Regions from separate parts of the Homo sapiens genome. Here region 1 is linked to region 2. Evidence: chromatin contacts called from ENCODE Hi-C data. All regions are on one chromosome and are shown on one strand. The core of a region is the stretch at or near the end of the contact, and the rest is flanking DNA. Distances in the headings are between cores, read along the strand shown. Region 1 holds the start of SPATA2L (spermatogenesis associated 2 like). Region 2 holds the start of CYBA (cytochrome b-245 alpha chain).

Region 1 (2,700 bases), core at 85-2,584, 1.1 Mb before region 2:
ACATTCTCGCTCTGTCACCCAGGCTGGAGTGCAGTGGCACGATCTTAGCTCACTGCAACCGCAACCTCTGCCTCCCAGGTTCAAGTAATTCTCCTGCCTCAGCCTCCCAAGTAGCTGGGCTTACAGACATGTGCCACCACGCCCGGCTAACTTTCGTATTTTTAATAGAGACGGGGTTTCACCATGTTGGCCAGGCTGGTCTTGAACTCCTGACTTCAGGTGATCCGCCCGCCTCGGCCTCTCAAAGTGCTGGGATTACAGGCGTGAGCCACCGCACCCGGTCATGATCACTATTTCTAAGATGCCAGCAGGGAACTTCCAGGTAAAAAATCTAAGAAAAAGGGGGGACCTCGCCGCCCAGGCCCAGGGAAAGTTTCAACAAACTTGGGCCTTGGTTTTGGTGGCCTGGAGAGATGAGGGACACAGACGTGAAGTAGCAAAGCCTGCCCAAAGCGGGGGTGTGGGGTAGGGGTGGGTTTCGGCTGGGACCTCCAAGGGTCTCCCTCATCCTCCTCTACTTCTGGGCAATGCGAGAAAGTGGCTGTAGCACAGAACAGAGGAACCCGAGCGAAGAAAACGTCCCCGGGAAGTCGTGGCCCAGATTTAGCCTGGGTGGATCCGCAGCCCAGGTCAGCTTTTAGCCTAGAGAGGGGGGCGGCTTCGCCCTGCCTCAGAGACCCGCCCAGACGATGCTCTCAAGGGCTGCAGATGGCAAGTGCAGGAGGCCGGGAAGCGGAGCCAGCATAAACAGAATCTGAGGTCCCCGCATCCACCTGAGGCTGCTGTTTCAGACGAGGCTGAAAGGCTTGTCCTTCCGCCCACCTTCCGTGCCGCGGGCCCCTCCCTCAAGGGGATGGCCCCGCCCCACAGGGGAGGCCCGCCCCCGGATCCGGCCAATCCCCGCCAGGTAATGCAGGTGGCCCCGCCCCGCAGGAAAGGCTCTTCCCAGGATCCAGCCAATCCCCGCCAGGTAATGCCGGTGGCCCCACCCCCCAGGGGACGAGCCCGCGCACCTGCTTCCCCGCGGCCGGGTCGCCTGGGGCTGGGTCCCTGTCTCGTGGGGAGGAGCGGCCCAGGCACAACGTTCCCTGAGCGCCTGCCATGAGCCCGCAGCCCTCGGCCCAGCGGCGTCGTGAACGATACCGGTCCCGCGAGGAGACGGGCGACGCGGTGACAGGAGGCTCTCGGGGTGCCTCGCGCAGGGGCTCGGCCGGGCTGACACCTCCTCCTCCCCTTTCACCAGGCCCCGCCCCTCCTAAATTATTCGGAGGCGGGGCCTGCGCCAAGCCCCGCCCCGCCCCCAGCGTCACGGCCGCGGACCCCGGGCGGAGCCGACTCCCGGCGGAAGCGCGCGGCGCGCGGGGAGGCCCGAACTGATCCGCGGCGGCCGGAGACCGCTGGGGACAGACAGGTAGCGCCGTCACCCGCGGGATCCGCAGCTCCATCTGCCGGGCGAAGGGGCTCTGGTCGGGAGAGGGCTCAGCGGGCGGAAGCGCGTCTCTAGAGAAGGGTGCGGTCGATAACCGGGGGCGCCCCTGGAAGGCCGAGGTACCCAGGCTGGAGGGAGGGGCTGGAGGTGCGGGGGCGCTCAACTGGAGGGGCCTGGATCGCTGGGTGGGCGGGCAGCTGATGGGGCCGAGGTCTCCAGCGTAGGGGGTGCCGAAGATACCGGGGGCGCCCAGCCGCTGGGGGCGGGGTCTCCAGGCTCGAGGGGTCCTGGGGACGCTGGGTGAGGGTTCGGGGAGAGCGCGGCGGGCTGGGCGCGGCCTTAGGTCCCTGACCCCCCCGACCCCCGTCCGCCGCAGGATGGGCAGCAGCTCGCTGTCCGAGGACTACCGCCAGTGCCTGGAGCGCGAGCTGCGACGGGGCCGCGCGGGCGTGTGCGGGGACCCCTCGCTGCGCGCGGTGCTCTGGCAGATCCTGGTGGAGGACTTCGACCTGCACGGGGCGCTGCAGGACGACGCGCTGGCTCTGCTCACCGACGGGCTGTGGGGCCGCGCCGACCTGGCGCCCGCGCTACGCGGCCTGGCTCGCGCCTTCGAGCTTCTGGAGCTCGCCGCGGTGCACCTGTACCTGCTGCCCTGGAGGAAGGAGTTCACCACCATCAAGGTAGGCGCCAGGCCAGGAGGAGCGCGCCCCTCGTCCTGGCCTGCGGGTCGCGGGGCCGCCGACCATGGGGGACCACGCCTTTCGAGAGAGAGGGGCTTCAAGTGTCCTCAGTGCCTGGTGGGCTCCTCAAGGCTCCGAGCGCTGAGGGGTCGTGGGCGTGTGGGGGCACCCACTCCTAGGGCTGAGAACATGGGGTGGGCGAGGGCAGGCTTGGGTGCTGCCTACGGGGTCCTGCCCTGAGAGCTTGCGTCAGTGTCTTCCCTAAGAGGCCTCGCGGCCCCAGTTGCCATGGAAATCTTAGGACGGGGGCACAGAAGGGACTTGAGTTCCCATGGTCATCCTAATTCCTCCAGGTTATGGGCCAATCCCATTTGCAGAGGAGGCCGCCGAGGCTGGGAGGACTGCAGATGGGTGCATCCCTGTGAAGTCTCAGGGCTGGGCTCAGACCTAGTGAACTCCACGGCCTGGGGCGGGAGGCTGTGCCCAGGGCTGGCCTGGCCTCTCCAGGTGAGCTCCTGGCGGCAGGAGGGGGCAGGGCCGCCGGGAGCTCTGAGCTAATTCGGAAGAGTAGGAAGCCGATGACGTCACTGG
Region 2 (2,821 bases), core at 1-2,500:
TTTGCCAAGATGGGATGGGGAGGGGGTATGAGAACTGGCAGAGCCTCGGTGCAGCAGGGCTGAAGGGCTTTCTCACCCCAGCTCTGGCTATGCCCAGTTCTCTGAGAAAGGAGCTCAGTGGGGAGGTGGTCCCTCCAGCGGACCAGGGAAGGGGTCACCGTGCTGGGAGCAGCCTCCTTGGGCCTCAGGAAACCACCAAGTGCCTCGGATGGTGGCTGCCCACGGCGCTTCTGCTGAGACCCTGCCCCCGGCCCAGGTGTCTCGGAGGGTGGCTGCCCACGGCCTGGGTGTGGCTGGAATGGTGGCAGGAGTGGGCACCAGTGCGGCCCCGGTGGCCATGGGGAATAAACCAGCATTGCTGCCTCCGGCCTCCGCCGTTTTTCTGTTTCGTAAACCAGCATCCCGGGGTTCCTGCTCTGAGTGACCCTGGCACCTGTCAGGGAGTCCAGGTGTGCCCCATGAGGGCCTGGGGGAGGGGCAGGCTGGGCAGAGCCACAGAGGGGCTCCCCTCAAACCCCACATTGGCTCAGGTGGGACCCTCAGGAGCAACCCCAGGTCTAAAGTCTTCCCATGGGCGCTGGGCTCACCACCCCCACGCCAGCCCCTGCCTCCCGTACCCAGGCCGGACGTGACGGGGCCGTCCCTGCATTCTGTGCTTTCCCAGTTGTACACATCCTGTCCCCTCCCTCGAGTCTCAGTCACAGTTCAGTGACCTGGTGACGGGAGGCCCCCTGCAGTGTCTGACCCAGGCCACGCCTGTGCCAGCCCAGAGCCAGGGGGAGGAAATGGGGGCTGGGCCTCTGGTCCCCATGGGGAGGCCACCCTTGTCCTTGGTAGCATCAGGGTGCAGAGGTGTTCCCGGGCTGTAGGGGTGACTCCCCCACCCCCCAAGGCTCTGGAGAGGCCGATTTGCTCAGGAAGCCGACCTTCACACCTTGTCCTGCTATTAATAGACGCCTGGTTGACACGGGACCCTCGGTTGGGTCCGGAGCATTGGGCAGGGGCACTTGTCAGTGTTTGAGAGCTGAAGTTTGGGAAGCCCTGGGGAAGCGCAGGAACTCCCCGCCTGGGCTGGGGCTGCCGGGCAGGGCCCCTCCTATGCCTCGGCGTGGCTAGAGAGGGCGGGGGCAGAAGGCTCCGGGACAGCCCTGCACCCTACAGATGCGGGTCTCCGCCCAGCCGCGGTCACCTGGGGGGCTGGGGGCGGGGCCTGGGCGGGGCGGGGTTCGGCCGGGAGCGCAGGGGCGGCAGTGCGCGCCTAGCAGTGTCCCAGCCGGGTTCGTGTCGCCATGGGGCAGATCGAGTGGGCCATGTGGGCCAACGAACAGGCGCTGGCGTCCGGCCTGAGTGAGTGCACGTCAGGGACGGTGGAGGCTGCAGCCTGGAGGGGTGTCCCAAGACCCCAGCCGGGACCTCGGGCTACTTACAGGGTGGGGAAGTGGGGCGCCAGGCGGGCCAGGCCGGGCCGGGGTCAGGCCAGGAGGGTGCGGGGAACGGGGGCGGGACCCTCAGGCCGCGGGCTGGAAGGAGGAGTTCTGAGACCCCCAGTAATTCCCTTGCAGACCCTGCGGAGCGCGGCGCCCCTCCCCCATTCCCTTCTCTCGGTCCCCCGACTCCGCGAAGGAGGAAGTTGCAGCGCAGGGGAAGAGGCGGTTCAGCCCCGGTGGTTTCCGGGGTCACCGCCCCGAAGCCCCCGAGTGGGGGCTCCGGCCTGGGCATCGGGAGAAGCTCCCCTGCCCCTCGGTAGCCAGCTGGCCTGGAGGTCGCTCTCCCTGGGCTTGGGGTGGGGAATGGGCTCATGCCCTGGGGCTCAGCCCTTCTCATCTGGAGTCTGCGCTGGAGGCGGTCTGAGATTTCACAAGGCGCCGAAACCACCCAGTGACGGCCCTGCCCAGCCCAGCTGCACAGGCACTTTGCTCTTGGGGTGGGATGGCACAGCCCCCAGTCACCCTCCTGTGCATTTGCTCAGAGGTTCTGGTGAGGGCAGCGGACTCCATTTGGAAATGGACCCTCTCGGGACCAGGGCCAGGGAGTGTCTGGCCCAGCACGGGTGAGGCTGGGCTCAGGCGAGGTCTGAGGGCAGAGGCACCACTGCAGCAGCTCCAGGAAGGACCTGCACCGGGGGAGGAGTGCCTGGGAAGGGCCTGGGGGCTGAGGGTGAGGAGGAGGGGCCCGCTGCCACCACTCCCCTGGGGCTCTGAGCGCCCTCCCTGTTGTCTGGAGGGTGCGTGGCAGCTGGAGTGGGAGCAGAGACCTCAGGGTGGGAGGGCTGGAGGACGGGGCCCTGCAGCCTGTCCTGTGCCCAGGAAAGTGACCGCCTGCTTCGAGTCAGCGGCCAAGAAGTCGGTGGGTCAGTTCAGACAGCTCTCCCCAGAGCTGCCCCGTGAGACTCACCCTGCCTGCCCCGCACTCCCTACAGGAAGTAGACGGACTGAGGGCACCCAGCTGGGAGCCAGGAGACCTGGGCTCTAGTCTGGCCTCCTGCTGAAACCCTCCAGGGGCTCCTGGCCCGAAGAGTTAGAGCCAGACTGGACGCCCTGCACTGCCCGCCCTGGCCTCCCGGCTCTCCGGCCCCCTCCTCCAGCTGCCGTGCTTCCTTTCTGTTCCTAGATCTCCTGAGCGTGCCCCAGGGCCTCGGCACAAGCTGCTGCTTCTGCAGAGCCTCATGGCTGTCTCATTTATTTCTCAATTCAAATGCCACCTGCCTGGGGAGGTCCTTCCAGACCGTGCAGCCCCAGGAGGCAGCTGGCCCGGAGACAGCAGGGCCTTGACAAAGAGTCCCCCCTGTACACAGCAGGTGCTCTGTAAATGTGGCTGGGTG

What was found. A loop is a pair of places that touch in the nucleus more often than their neighbours do. Pooled maps may share reads with other maps.
Region 1: a pooled map shows a loop between it and region 2 (8-fold over the local background). The contact joins the promoter of SPATA2L here to the promoter of CYBA in region 2. A Hi-C loop is called at or near these places in 2 of 168 maps with a recorded cell type or tissue (CD8-positive, alpha-beta T cell and ascending aorta), 1 of 37 single-sample maps with no recorded cell type and 11 of 50 pooled maps.

The regions. Positions count from the first base shown.
Region 1 is chr16:89,700,339-89,703,038 of GRCh38, reverse strand. It overlaps SPATA2L (spermatogenesis associated 2 like), which reads left to right and starts at 1,334. Exons shown (of 3, transcript NM_152339.4): 1 at 1,334-1,411; 2 at 1,806-2,109. The coding sequence starts at 1,807. RefSeq lists silencers at 739-1,458, 1,629-1,728.
Region 2 is chr16:88,649,482-88,652,302 of GRCh38, reverse strand. CYBA (cytochrome b-245 alpha chain) reads left to right here and starts at 1,250. Exons shown (of 6, transcript NM_000101.4): 1 at 1,250-1,347. The coding sequence starts at 1,290. It overlaps MVD (mevalonate diphosphate decarboxylase), which reads left to right. Exons shown (of 10, transcript NM_002461.3): 10 at 1-363. RefSeq lists enhancers at 651-800, 228-1,122, 1,123-2,016, 2,017-2,821 and silencers at 1,061-1,340, 1,491-1,640.